Regions from separate parts of the Homo sapiens genome. Here all the other regions are linked to region 2. The links are chromatin contacts, found by Hi-C or POLR2A ChIA-PET in ENCODE. All regions are on one chromosome and are shown on one strand. Each heading gives the region's core, a stretch centred on a gene start or an enhancer-like site at or near the end of the contact. The rest is flanking DNA. Distances are from core to core; before and after follow the strand shown. Region 1 holds the start of DHX34 (DExH-box helicase 34). Region 2 holds the start of STRN4 (striatin 4). Region 3 holds the start of MYPOP (Myb related transcription factor, partner of profilin).

The links. Hi-C counts contacts between places; a loop is a spot of excess contacts on that map. ChIA-PET counts read pairs that join two places held with the same protein, here RNA polymerase II (POLR2A). Pooled maps may share reads with other maps.
Region 1: a loop to region 2 is called in a pooled map, with 8 times the contacts of the local background. The contact joins the promoter of DHX34 here to the promoter of STRN4 in region 2. A Hi-C loop is called at or near these places in 5 of 50 pooled maps. POLR2A ChIA-PET finds 5 or more read pairs at or near these places in 2 of 52 experiments (T-cell and activated T-cell).
Region 3: a pooled map shows a loop between it and region 2 (4-fold over the local background). The contact joins the promoter of MYPOP here to the promoter of STRN4 in region 2. A Hi-C loop is called at or near these places in 1 of 50 pooled maps. POLR2A ChIA-PET finds 5 or more read pairs at or near these places in 2 of 52 experiments (Caco-2 and OCI-LY7).

What each region holds. Positions count from the first base shown.
Region 1 is chr19:47,346,128-47,350,634 of GRCh38, forward strand. DHX34 (DExH-box helicase 34) reads left to right here and starts at 3,188. Exons shown (of 17, transcript NM_014681.6): 1 at 3,188-3,225. C5AR2 (complement C5a receptor 2) reads left to right here. Exons shown (of 2, transcript NM_001271749.2): 2 at 1-1,202. RefSeq lists an enhancer at 3,028-3,932.
Region 2 is chr19:46,743,749-46,747,699 of GRCh38, forward strand. It overlaps STRN4 (striatin 4), which reads right to left and starts at 2,702. Exons shown (of 18, transcript NM_013403.3): 1 at 2,401-2,702. The coding sequence starts at 2,682. It overlaps FKRP (fukutin related protein), which reads left to right and starts at 2,309. Exons shown (of 4, transcript NM_024301.5): 1 at 2,309-2,342. RefSeq lists silencers at 2,248-2,477, 2,688-2,737, 2,748-2,897, 2,938-3,037, 3,078-3,127.
Region 3 is chr19:45,899,839-45,904,169 of GRCh38, forward strand. MYPOP (Myb related transcription factor, partner of profilin) reads right to left here and starts at 2,775. Exons shown (of 3, transcript NM_001012643.4): 1 at 2,732-2,775; 2 at 1,437-1,987. The coding sequence starts at 1,935. RefSeq lists enhancers at 2,538-2,587, 3,018-3,127 and silencers at 2,778-2,827, 3,388-3,467.

The sequences.
Region 1 (4,507 bases), core at 1,938-4,437, 600 kb after region 2:
ATCTGCCCACCTCGGCCTCCCAAAGTGCTGGGATTACAGGTGTGGGCCACCACGCCTGGCCCGAAGCAACTTTCTATGACACGCCTACCAGTGTGCCATGTCAGTTTGCCATTGCCATGGCAACACACCCAGGAGTTACTGCCCCTTCCCATGGCAATGACCCCATGACCCAGAAGTTACTGCCCCTTCCCTAGATATTTCTGCATAAACTGCCCCTTAATCTACATGTAATTAAAAATAGGTATAGGCTATTTTTATACCTATATAAATAGGTATAGGCTAAAAATAGGTATAGGCTGGGCGTGGTGGCTCATGTCTGTAATCCCAGTACTTTGGGAGGCCAATGCAGGTGGATCACCTGAGGTCAGGAGATCAAGACCATCCTGGCTAACATAGTGAAACCCTGTCTCTACTAAAAATACAAAAAATTAGCCAGGCGTGTTGGCGGGAGCCTGTAGACTCAGCTACTCGGGAGGTTGAGGCAGGAGAATGGCGTGAACCCAGGAGGCGGAGCTTGCAGTGAGCCGAGATCACACCACTGCACTCCAGCCTGGGTGACAGAGCAAGACTCCGTCTAAAAAAAAAAAATAGTAAGAAAGAAGGAAAGACACAAAGACAGAAAGAAGGAAGGAAAGAAAGCAAGCTGTTTTCCCCTGCCTTGCCCCTGCTCACCTTTGAATTCTTTTCTGGGCAAAGCCAAGAACCCTCGTGGGCTAAAACCCCGCTTTGGGGCTTAAAGTTTGCAAAATCCTCCCATTAATCTATTGGGACCAGTTGCCACTTAGGAGCATTCTTTGATAACTTTTACAAAACATCTTTTGTGGTTTTTGAAATGTTTTCATTTTGTAGATCATTAGCCCTTCTTTTTTGAACTGGAATACATTTCACGGGAATTTTCAAATTTAAGTCTGTGCAATGTTACATAAAATACCTTTGATTATTAAAAGCCATCTGTTTTGCTATAACTTCCCTTTTTTGTTCTAAAGTTTGTCTATTTCTGCTATTTGTTTTTTTACCATAGAAATATTGATTTCCTTAAGTTTTCAAAGAACCAAGTTATTAATAATTTCTCTAAGAACTAGTCTCAAGCTTGCTATACAATCCTATGGTTGATAGACTGTGGCTTTCTTGTTGATTTCCATTTGTTGTTCATTTCCTCCAATTTTCCTTTTTTAAAAATTATAATTATTGTTTGGATTATTTATTTATTTATTTATTTGTTTGTTTGTTTATTTGAGACAGAGTTTCTCCTTGTCGCCCAGGCTAGAGTGCAATGATGCGATGTTGGCTCACTGCAACCTCCACCTCCTGGGTTCAAGCGATTCTCTTGCCTCAGCCTCCCGAGAAGCTGGGATTACAGGTGTCCGTCATCATGCCTGGCTAATTTTTTATATTTTTAGTAGAGACGGGATTTCATCATGTTGGCTTAGCTGGTCTCGAACTCCTGACCTCAGGTAATCCACCTGCCTCGGCCTCCCAAAGTGCTGGGATTACAGGCGTGAGCCACCGCACCTGGCCTTGTTTGGAAATTTTAAGCAGAATGCTTAGTCCATTTATTCTTCTTCTTTTGATAATAATGTATGAATTGGCTTCTCTATCTCTAAGTTGTTTTCCAGAGGCTTGATAATTATATCCAACGTTCCACTTGACATCCCCAGTTGATGTCCAATGCATAACTCAAACAATATGCTGAAAACAGATCTTCGGATTTTCTCTCTAGCCTCTCTCCCACGTCTTCCTGATGGTAGTAGATGGTGACTCCATATTTCCAAATGCTCAGGCCAAAAACTTTAGAGTCCTTCTTTTTTTTAGACATAGAACTTTTTTCTGGCCAGGCACGGTGGCTCATGCCTGTAATCCCAGCACTTTGGGAGGCCGAGGTGGGCGGATCACGAGGTCAGGAGATCGAGACCATCCTGGCTAACACAGTGAAACCCCGTCTCTACTAAAAATACAAAAAATTAGCCGGGCGTGGTGGCGGGCGCCTGTAGTCCCAGCTATGCGGGAGGCTCAGGCAGGAGAATGGCGGGAACCTGGGAGGCGGAGCCTGCAGTGGGCCGAGATCGCGCCACCGCACTCCAACCTGGGCGACAGCGAGACTCCGTCTCAGAAAAAAAAAACAACAACACTTTTTTCTTTTTTTGAGACAGTCTGGCTCTGTCACCCAGGCTGGAGTGCGGTGGTACCATCATGGCTCACTGCAGCCTCAGTCTCTCAGCCTCCTAGGTTCAATCGATCCTCCCACCTCAGCCTCTTGAGTAGCTGGGACTACAGGCACACACTACCATATCCGACTAACTTTTGTATTTTTTTGTAGAAACAGGGGTTGGCCATATTGCCCAGGCTGGTGTGGAACGCCTGACCTCAGGTGATCCACCTACCCCGGCCTCTCAAACTGTTGGGATTACAGGCGTGAGCCGCCGTGCCCAGCTGTTTCTTCTTTCAGTTAATAAAAGAGAGGGTGCATTGCTGGCTAATGAGATTGTTTCTATACTTGGGGGTCTTCCTGAATGTGTGTGATTGAGTTTATTGCAGAGAAAGGTAACAGAAAATGGGGTTGTAGAAAGAAAAGAGGTAGAGGCTGAGTGAGATGCCCCACATCTGTAATCTCAGTGCTTTGGGAGGCCAAGGCGGGCGGATCACTTGAGATCAGGAGCTGGAGACCAGCCTGGCCCAAATCGTGAAACCTCGTCTCTACTAAAAATACAAAAATCAGCCAGGTGTAGTGGTGTGCGCCTGTAATCCCAGCTACTCGAGAGGCTGAGGCAGGAGAATGGTTTGAACTTGGGAGGCGGAGATTGCAATGAGGTGAGATAACGCCACTGCACTCTAGCCTGGGAGACAGTGAGACTATGTCTCAAAAGAAAAAAAAAAGTTCCTGGGCCCCAGACCAGCTCTCTCTTTGGGTTAAAACCCCGGCGTCCCGGAGCTGAGGCGCACGTGGCTATGCTTGGGGAGGAGAGGGCGGGGCCGGGGAGGAGGCGCTTGCAAGTCTGTACCGCAATGCCTCTACTGGCCTCTAGAGGGCGCAATCACTCGAGGCTCCGCCCCAAGCGAGGCGGGGCGGAAGCGTGCTGTGCACAGGCGCAAGATGGGTCTTGGGCAGCCCAGAGCTTCCGATTGGCTCTTCTGTGGTGGCGGGGCGGGGTCAGAACGAGATGGCTGTGTGCGCAGGCGCAAGACTAGCGCTCTTGGGACCGGAAGTTAAGGCGTTCGCGGCGTGTGGTAAGTGAGGGGGGCGGGACGGGTGTACCGGGTTGTGGCGGCGATGGCTGTCGGAGTTGGGCCGCTTGGGGGTAGTTTGGGGTGCGAGTCCAGGGGCGAGGGAAGTCTCGAGATGAGGAGAAATGTAGGAGGCAGCCGAAGGGCCGGCAAACGCGGACAGAGATGGCACCTGAGCGTCCCTGGGAGAACCTGGGCGACAGGCCAGAGACCGAAAGAAATGGAGGCACGAAAAGAAGCTTCGAGAAACTGAGGGACTGAAAGACGAGGGTGTTGGGAGAGGAGGGAAGCTGAAAACTAGAGAGCGTGGGCGAGAGTGCCGATGGGTTCCAGCGAGAGTCTTAGAGCCCACGAGGCCGAGAGGCGTGGTCGCCCATGAACTTGGGGAGTGGAGGGAAAAGTCGGAAACTGATCGTGGACACTAGAAACAGAAAAAATGGAATTTAGATGGAGAAACGAGACACTGAATCACGGGGGAGACCGAGAGATACGGAAGGATGGAGACAGTTGAAATAGGAAGAACCCCACAAAAGCTGGAGATAATGGAGAACGATGCTGAGAAATGGAAAAGCGAGGGAGTGGAGCCCGAACCCCTGGATTTGAGTGGCTCATGTAACACTCGGCTACTCACTTAGCCTCTCTATTGCTCAGTAAAATAGGGGGTGATCATAGTGCCTGACAGTCGTGAGAAAAGTGTGTGTGTGTATGTACATAGGTGTGGGATAGGAATAGATCATGCAGATAGGATAGGTCTGTGTGTTAATGTGAGTAAGTAAGCATGAGCTATTACTAAAGCTTCTGATATTGGGAGATAAAGTATTAGATGGGGAAATGGAGAGAGGTGGTGATGGAGAGTGAATACTGGAAGGACAAAAGGGAGGAAAAAAAGATTCAAACAGAAAATGAGAAAGGGCGTGGTGACTCACTCCTGTCATCCACAGCACTTTGGGAGGCTGCGGTGGGAGGATCACTTGAGCTTGGGAGGTCGAGGCTGCTGTACGCCGTGATTGTGCCACTGCACTTCAGGCTGGGTGACAGAGTGAGACCCTGTTTCAAAAAAACAAAAATGAATTTTTTTTTTTTTTTTTTGAGATGGAGTTTCGCTCTTGTTGCCCAGGCTGGAGTGCAGTGGTGCGATCTTGGCTCACTGCAACCTCTGCCTCCTGGGTTCAAGCGAGTCTCCTGCCTCAGCCTCCAGAGTAGCTGGGATTACAGGCAGGTGCCACCACCCTGGCTAATTTTGTATTTTTAGTAGAGACGGGATTTTTCCATGTTCGTCAGGCTG
Region 2 (3,951 bases), core at 1,452-3,951:
AATCAGCCAGGCGTGGTGGTGGTGCACACCTGTAATCCCAGCTACTTGCGAGGCTGAGGCAGGAGAATCGCTTGAACCTGGGAGGCAGTGGTTGCAATGAGCCAAGATCATGCCACTGCACTCCACCCTGGGTGACAGAGTGAGACTCTGTCTCAAAAAAATAAAAATAAAAATAAATAAATAAATAAATAAATAAACAAAAGGTCCACCACAGACCAGCCCTTCTGCTCATCTGCTGGGATCCTAGATAAATCACCCTCTCAAAACCTCCATTTCCTCTCCTGATTTTTTTTAAAGGTAGGGGGAATATCCTTTATCCTCCCAGAATGCTGCAAGAATTAAATGACAGCTCGTATCTACAGTACTTGATACAGCGCCCCAGACATGGTATGTGCTCACTAAATTGCAGCTGGTACCGTTATTGCTGAGTGAGGTAATGACACTGCCTCTGCCTACATCACAGGGCATTGTGAAGATCTGATGAGATGTATGCTGGGAAAGAGCTTCGGAAGTAGAGAGTGGGACAGAAGTGAGAGCAGTTACATAAGGATTCTGCTCCCATCCCAGCCCCAAGCCTCAGCCACCACAAGTGAGGGCAGGGGGAGAGTTACTGGAGGGTCTTTACTCATCCTATGAACAAAATGCTTTTTTTTGAGACAGGATCTCACTCTTTTGCCCAGGCTGGAGTGCAGTGGTGCAATCATGGCTCACCGCAGCCTCAACCTCCGGGGTTTAAGCAATCCTCCCACCTCAGCCTCCTGAGTAGCTGGGACTACAGGCGCATGTCACCACACCCGGCTAATTTTTGTACTTTTTTGTAGAGATGAGGTCTTGCTATGTTGGCCAGGCTGGCCTCGAACTCCTGGGCTCAAGGGATTCTCCCACCTCAACCTCCCCAAGTGTTGGGATTACAGGCGTGAGCCACCGCACCCCATCCCTACCGACACAATTCTCATCAGCTATTTATTTGGGTACCAGCTTCCTACTAGATAGCAAACGGCAAATCGGAAGGGGAAAGGTGGGCTGCTACAAGCAGGTAATGACAATTTCTGCTAATAATAACCCAGTCCAAGAATCTTCAGACTTCCAGCGGGCCATTCCTGATCCCTTCAAATCCGGACATCTCCATGGTCCTCCAGTCACTGCCAATGGACCTGACGCTCCACGAGGTCACAAACCCTAGCCCAACTCCTCAGACTCTTCCATTCAACATCCCTGTCCCAAGCTACCCCAAAAACCACGGGGTCTTTTCCCAAGACTTCCACAAACATATCCCCTTCCCCCCAACCCCAGTCTACCCCCGTTCCGAGATGCCTCCTCATGTTGCCTTCGGGCTCTACAAAATTCTCCCCCCTAAAGCATCACCCCAGGGTAACCCCTAACTCGTCCTCATTGGCACCATCCCAGGACCCTCACCTCCATACTGGACATGCCCAACACCCCACACTCCAGTTCAGGGCTCTCTACCTACATCCTACAACACACGTGCCATCTCAGTGCCATCGCGCCCACTCCTGCACACCCCCAAAGTGGAACTTCCACTCTTAAGCTCTCCCATCCAGGCTCCTAGGGTACATTCCCTGCTCTGTCCACACTTCCACTCCAAAGAACCCTTCCCTGCACTGTGCAGCCACACATGCCCGGGATCCCCAAAGTTTCTCCTCAGAGGGGAAGGCACACACCTTCATCCTGGACCCCTTGAAACCCTCCTCCCACCCCTCGGGTCCTTACACAGCCCTCCTTCCGTGCCCACCGTCCAGTCGCCCCGAAACACACCGATCCCAGGTTCCCGACTTCCTCTCCCTAAATCCTCCCGGTTCCCCATCTGGACCCGCTCTTTCCCAGCGGGTCCCAAGTTCCCCCCTTGGACGCTCCCACCTCCAACCTGCACCTGGCTAGGGCCATGGTCGGGGTCGGGGTCGGGAGTCCCTCGGCGCCCGGCAAGCTTCTGCTTACTCCCACAGGAGACCACTCAGGTCTCCCAGACCCCTCCAGCTCCTCTCCACACCCTTTCCCGAGTTCTCTTAGCCTCCCCTCCAGGGCTCGAGTCGCCTCTCTCAGGAGCCCCGCGGCCAGCGTGCTCAGTCCCAGTCCCAGTCCCACTCCCAGCTGGTTGTGGTCCCTCCGCCCCTTTCTCTCGGCCGGTCCCGGTGATCCCTCCCACCCCCGGTCCCTCCACTCCCACCTCGGGCCGTCCCGGTCCCGTCCCACCCCGGAGTGCCCTCAGGACACCCCTCGGACGGCCCCTCACTCGCCCTCCGGGACCGTCGCGGTCCCCTCCCGCCCCCCCGCCGGCCGTCCCGGCGGCCATTGCTCCAAGATGGCGGCGGCGGCGGCAGCGGGTGAGGCCGGGCCGGGCCGGGCCGGGTTGGGGGTCGGGGGTCCCGGGACAGCGCTCACCTGTAACTCGGCGCGCTCGGCCTCCCAGCGGGCTTTCTCGGCTTCGAAGCGCGCCCACTCGTGCTGGATAAAGTGCAGGATCCCCGGCAGGCTCAGGGGCTCCGGGCCCGCCGTGGGCCCGGGGCTGCCTCCGCCGCCGCCTCCCTTACCTGCCGGGCCCGGCCCGGGGGCAGGGGCGGAGACCGGGGCCGCCCCAGTGGGGCCAGGGCCCGCGCCTGAGCCGAGCGGACGGCAGGAGGAGGCGGCGGCGGCGACCGCGGCGGCCGCTCGCTCCTCCATCATGGAGGCCCCGGGGCCGGCCTGCGCGCCCGCTGTGCCTCGCGCGCCTGCGCGGCCGCGCCAACACCCCCCCCCCTCCCCCGCCGCAACCACCGCGCGCGCGCCCGGCGGGGGACAGTAGGAAGGGGGGCCGGCGGCGAGCGCGAGCCTCGCCCACCCGGGTCTACACCGAAGGGTAGCGTGCCCGCGCGGGGGCCGGCGGGTGGGAGATCGCGCCCCGAGGAGGGCGAGGGAGACCCAGGCCCCGCGCGACGGTCCCCCTCGCTGGAGTGAGACTGAGGAAGGGGCCGCTTTCTGCCCCCCTCCTCCCACTTCGCCCCAGAGAAAGAGCCTTACCCCTTCCACACCCAAACACCACTCTCCTGGACAATTACTTTTACTCTGAGAGAAAGGGCGACCAGCAGTGGCCCCATCCTCTCTGATTGCCGGCCAGGTTGGTTGTCATGGTAACCCTTCCCCAGCGGTGGGGGCGAGGTGGTGGGGAGCAGCCTTCCCCTCGCTTCCACCTTTGTGGTTATGGAGCCCCAAACCTCTTAGGACTCTGCACCAGGAGAAGGTTGCTAAGGTAACCTAAGTGTCCGTGGTGGTCCTTCTGCTCCTATCCTCATTGATTACTATGGCAACCTCCCCCCCACCTAGCATTCAGGTAGAAAGGACCCCAGCCCCAAGGACACTGATCTCTAAGAGAAGCACCTCTTCCCCAGCCCCTCCCCCATAGCCACCTAGTTGGCATTACCATGGTAACCGTCTTCCCCTTCCCATCGTGGGAGGCCCATGCACCAAACTAACCAGGTGTTTTTATTTAGAGGAGATGCTCTGCTGAGGGGCAGTTGCTATGGTTACAGGGCCTGGACCTTCCTCCGGAAGGTGAGAAACAGGCAAGTTCAAGGCCTGGTTACTATGATAATAGAGCAGCCCCCTTCGAGTGACCCTAGGAACCAAGCCCAACAAAGGAGGGGATTTTTTTTTTTTTTTTTTTTTTTGAGACAGAGTGTAACTCTTGTTGCCCAGGCTGGGATGCAATGGCCCAATCTCGGCTCACCACAACCTCCGCCTCCCCGGTTCAAGCCGTTCTCCTGCCTCACCCTCCCAAGTAGCTGGGATTACAGGCATGCGCCACCACGCCCGGCTAATTTTTTTTTTATTTTTAGTAAAGACGGGGTTTCTCCATGTTGGTCACGCTGGTCTTGAACTCCCGACCTCAGGTGATCTGCCTCAGGCCCGCCTCGGCCTCCCAAAGTGCTGGGATTACAGGTGTGAGCCATCACGCCC
Region 3 (4,331 bases), core at 1,525-4,024, 840 kb before region 2:
TCAAAACAAAAAACAAAACAAAAAAAATAGTAAGTCCAAATTCCTGACCTTGACTTCCAAGCCACGTGTAATCTAATTCTGGCACACTCATTAACTCCTGGTCAATATTAACTCTTGTTATTGCTGGGCAATCTTGCTCAGTGGTTAAGTGCCATGGACTGGGGGTTGGACGCACACTTATGCTTGAGTCCTGACTCTGTCACTTACTTGCTGTGTGACCTTGGGTGGGTGAATGAACCTCTCTGAATCACATAATCTTGAACTGTCTTGTTTGATCATGCCCATGTTCCTCCCCTTCTCCAAACTCTTCAGTGGCTTCTCATAGCAGTCAGGATAAAATCCAAACTCCTCACCTTGGCCTAAAGGCCCAGTATGGTCTGGCCTTTGCTGACCTCTCTGAACTCATCTCAAAATGTTACTTTTCTTCAACCTTTCCACTCTACACTCTTTTCCCCGCAACTTCTTTTAGTTTCCCAAACTGGCCAAGCTTTCTTGCCTCCAAGCCATTGTACATGCTGTTCCCTCTACCAAAAATACTTTCCCAGTTCTTCATTCTTACTCTTTGCATCTCAGCTCTGATGTCCCCTCCTCCAGGAAGCCCTCCTGGACCACCCCCCCCCCCACCGAAATCAGAAACCCTCTCTGGGCTCCCACAGTCCCTGGGATCCCCTACCCCAGCCCTGCTCCCTCAAGTCATCACCGTCTTCCCCACCCCCCTACTAGACTGGCTCAGTCATCCATGTGTCCCCAACCTCATCGAGCATGGGGCAGGTGCTCAGGGAACGGCTGTAGAAGAAATAATCCAGAATCAAGGCTAAGCAGGAAGTTTCTGTAGTCAGCTCTCCACACCTCTATCCAAGGCATGACCTTGGGAAAATTACCAAACATGTCTGAGTCTTTTATTTATGAAATAGTGAAATAGTATGCATCTTACCGCATTGATGATTCTATCAAGAACTAACAATGAGAGTTGAGGAGGTGCTGAACTAAGCAACTTACCCATATTAGCTCATTTAATCTTCACAGCAACGCTTTGAGGTGCAGACTATTTTTATCTCCATTTTACAGATGCAGCAACTGAAGTACAGTAACTTACTCAGATGACACAGTTCAGTGGCAAAGTTGTGATCGGAGCCCAGGCAGCCTGCCTCCAGAGTCACTACTCGACACTGCATTTAATGAAATCCTGCCTGTGCTGATGACCCCAGGTGTGGACCTGAGTCAGGCCTCCTAAATCTGGTTCCATTCCTGGCTCTTGACAGTTACTAGCTATCGGAACTGAGGCAAGTCATTTCATTTTTCTGAGCTTCAGTTTCCCTAGCTATAAAATGGGGCGAAGGACAGCATCCACCTCACAGGGCTGCAGCAAGGCTTTGATGAGACATGTAAAAGGCTTGCAACAGCGCAGGCACACAGCCTACTCTGAAGACACTCACCTGCACGTCGGTCCTCCCGGCGGTCTTCCGACAACACGTAGCGCTGAGGGCAGGCGCTTGGGGGCGGCGGCTGTGAAGAGGGGGCCGCAGGGGGCTCCTCCGCCCCAGCACCTGCCCCCGGCGCCGCCACACCTGGCCCCAGGATGGCAAAAATGGTCTCCTCTTCCGCGGAGAAAGCGTCCTCCGCGGCGGGCCCGGCGCCCTGCGTGGAGTGCGGCACGCGAGCGAGCTTCTCCTTGGTGCGGCGCTTGAAGTCGTTCCAGCGCTTCTGCACCTCCTGGCCCGTGCGCTTCCAGCTGGTGATACCGTTGATCTTGGCGGCGATGCCGTCCCACACGCGCCGCCGCTCTGCCACGCTCACCCGACGGCTCTGCGCGCCGTAGAGCTGCGGGTAGTGGGCGCGCACCTCGCGGATCAGGATCTGGTTCTCTTCGAATGAGAAGCGCGGCTTGCGCAACCGGGTGGTTTCCTCCGCTTCGCCCGCCGCCGCCGAGGCCATGGCGCCCCCCGACGCCGCCGTCCTGCCGTCTGGCGCATGGGGGGCGCCGGCGCTGCGGGCAAAGGGCGCACGGGGCTGGCTGGGGTTCGGGGTCCCCCCGCCGCCGCCTCTCCCAGACCGCCGGGCCGAGAGCTCCTTAGTCCCCGGGGGCAGGAGTGGGGGCGGGGGGCGGGCGGGGGCGACGGGCACCCGGGTAAGTCGGAAGCGCCTAAGAGTAGCTGACACCGGCTGAGCGCTTGGCTCGGACTTCGCGCGGCGCGAAGTGCCACGCTGAAGAGTTGATAGAAATTGGGGGAGGGTCTGGAGGGATGGAAGGAAAGGAGGAAAAGTGCGAGGAGAGGAGGTGTCTGCAGGAGTTAGAGAATGGGGGCACGGGAGGATAGGAAATGGAGGGAGGATGGGGGTGCCTCGGGGGGGTCTTAGATGCATGAAGATAAGGAGATGCGGAAGGGGGGATGCAGCAAGAAGGGGGGAATCTGGAGCAGAGGAGGCGCTCTAGGGGCTCTAGGGGGCAACGGGGCGTCTGTAAGACCGATATGAGAAGGGCCCTTAGAGGGATGTCCAGGAATAATGGTGAGGTGGGAGCTCCTGTATCACTGGAAGAGCTGGAACGATCAAATATTAGGGATCAGGGTCTGCGAGGATTGTGGGGGCTCTGGGGATTGCCAGAAATTAAGGGGAGCTCTGGAAATAACGGGGGTCCCGTATCACAAGGAGACAACGGAGGCTACGGGGGACGGCAGGGAGAGCGAAGGTCGCGGAGGGTGGGGACCGAGTCGGGCCACGGGTCACTCACCGGCTCCGCCGCAGCCGCCGGTGGGTCAGGGCTCGGGCTTCTGCGGCCTGTTCCCACCCCCCGCCTCCCTCCCTCCCCTCTTTCGGCCCCGCCTCCGGCCGCCCCGCATGCCAAGGCGCAGGCGCGCCCAGGGCCAGTCGGCCCCAATGCCCTTACCGCCAGGGTTTCATTCCCACCTACCCCAGCACAGCGCAGGCGCAGAACTGCGCTCCGCCGAGCCCCACCAGCAGGCCGCAACTGCGCAGCCGCAACGTTAGCGCCGCGCGGGTACCCCAGCTTCCTGGGGCCACAACGGCGCACGCGCAAAAACTCCATCGCGCGCATGCGCGTGCCTCGGGTTGTACCCGGTACCGGGTCTCGGCGCAGGCGTTGCGAGCTTGGATGGGAGAGATGCTGGGAGCGCGCCAGTACCCAACCTTTCGGACAGTCTTCCAGCCCACCCTGCCCTCTAACCAAAGGGGAGGGAGACAGCGCTGAAGGGAAGCGCTTTGTCTCCTTGACAACTGTGTGGGTGGGGTGGAGGCGTGAGGAAACCGCTTTGCCTCCTGGCTTGCCCGCCCCTGCGCTGGGCCGCTCCAGAGCTTCCCACCTCGCACCCCTAGAGGCTGGGCGTCCTGGGGATGTCCCGCCCCGGGCGGATGCAGTAACCATAGCGACCCACAAGCCTTCCAGTCACGCCTTGGGGGCCCCTCTGTGCGCACCTTTACCTCGAGGAGCGGGGAAAATAAGAGGGAAGAGCTTCCTGGCTGGTAGGAAGGGAGATCCTGACGCCGGCACGACTTTAAGCAAGTGCATGGAGACAGGAATGAAGCCAGAACGCAGGTGGGGTGAGCCGCATGGCAGGATGATGGAGCTCAGTCCGGCTGAGAAGTGTGTTCGTTAGCATCCTGCAGGAGTCCTCAAGGTCATTCGACAATTGGTGCTTCATTCATCGACTCAATAAATATACATGAGCACTTACACAGTTCCTGGTACAATGAACATAAAAGCTAAAATCCGTAGCCTGGGCCGGGCGCGGTGGAGCTCACGCCTGTAATCCCAGCACTTTGGGAAGCCAAGGCGGGCGGATTACCTGAGGTCAGGGGTTCGAGACAAGCCTGGCCAACACAGTGAAACCCCATCTCTACTGAAAATACAAAAACTAGCTGGGCATGGTGGTGCATGCCTGTAATCCCAGCTACTCGGGAGGCTGAGGCACGAGAATCGCTTAACCCCGGGAGGCAGAGGTTGCAGTGAGCTGAGATTGCACCACTGCACTCCACCTGGACGACAGAGTGAGACTCCGTCTCAAAAAAAAAAAAAAAAAAAATACATGCCTGTAGTCCCAGCTACTTGGGAGGCTGAGGCGGGAGGATCGCTTGAGCCCAGGAGTTGCAGGCTGCAGTGAGCTATGATCAGGCCACTGCTCTCCAGCTTGGGCAACAGAGTAAGACCCTGTCTCAAAAGAAGAGAGAGAGAAAAAAAAGGCCCCTCTGCCTGCTGTGTGGAGGGTGGGTGGGAGGGAGCAAGACTACTGGGTAGAGTCAAAAAAAGTCATGAGCAGGGGTAAGAAAAGGATTAGGAAAGCGAGGGGAGACTAAACTAAGACAGGGACAGTGTC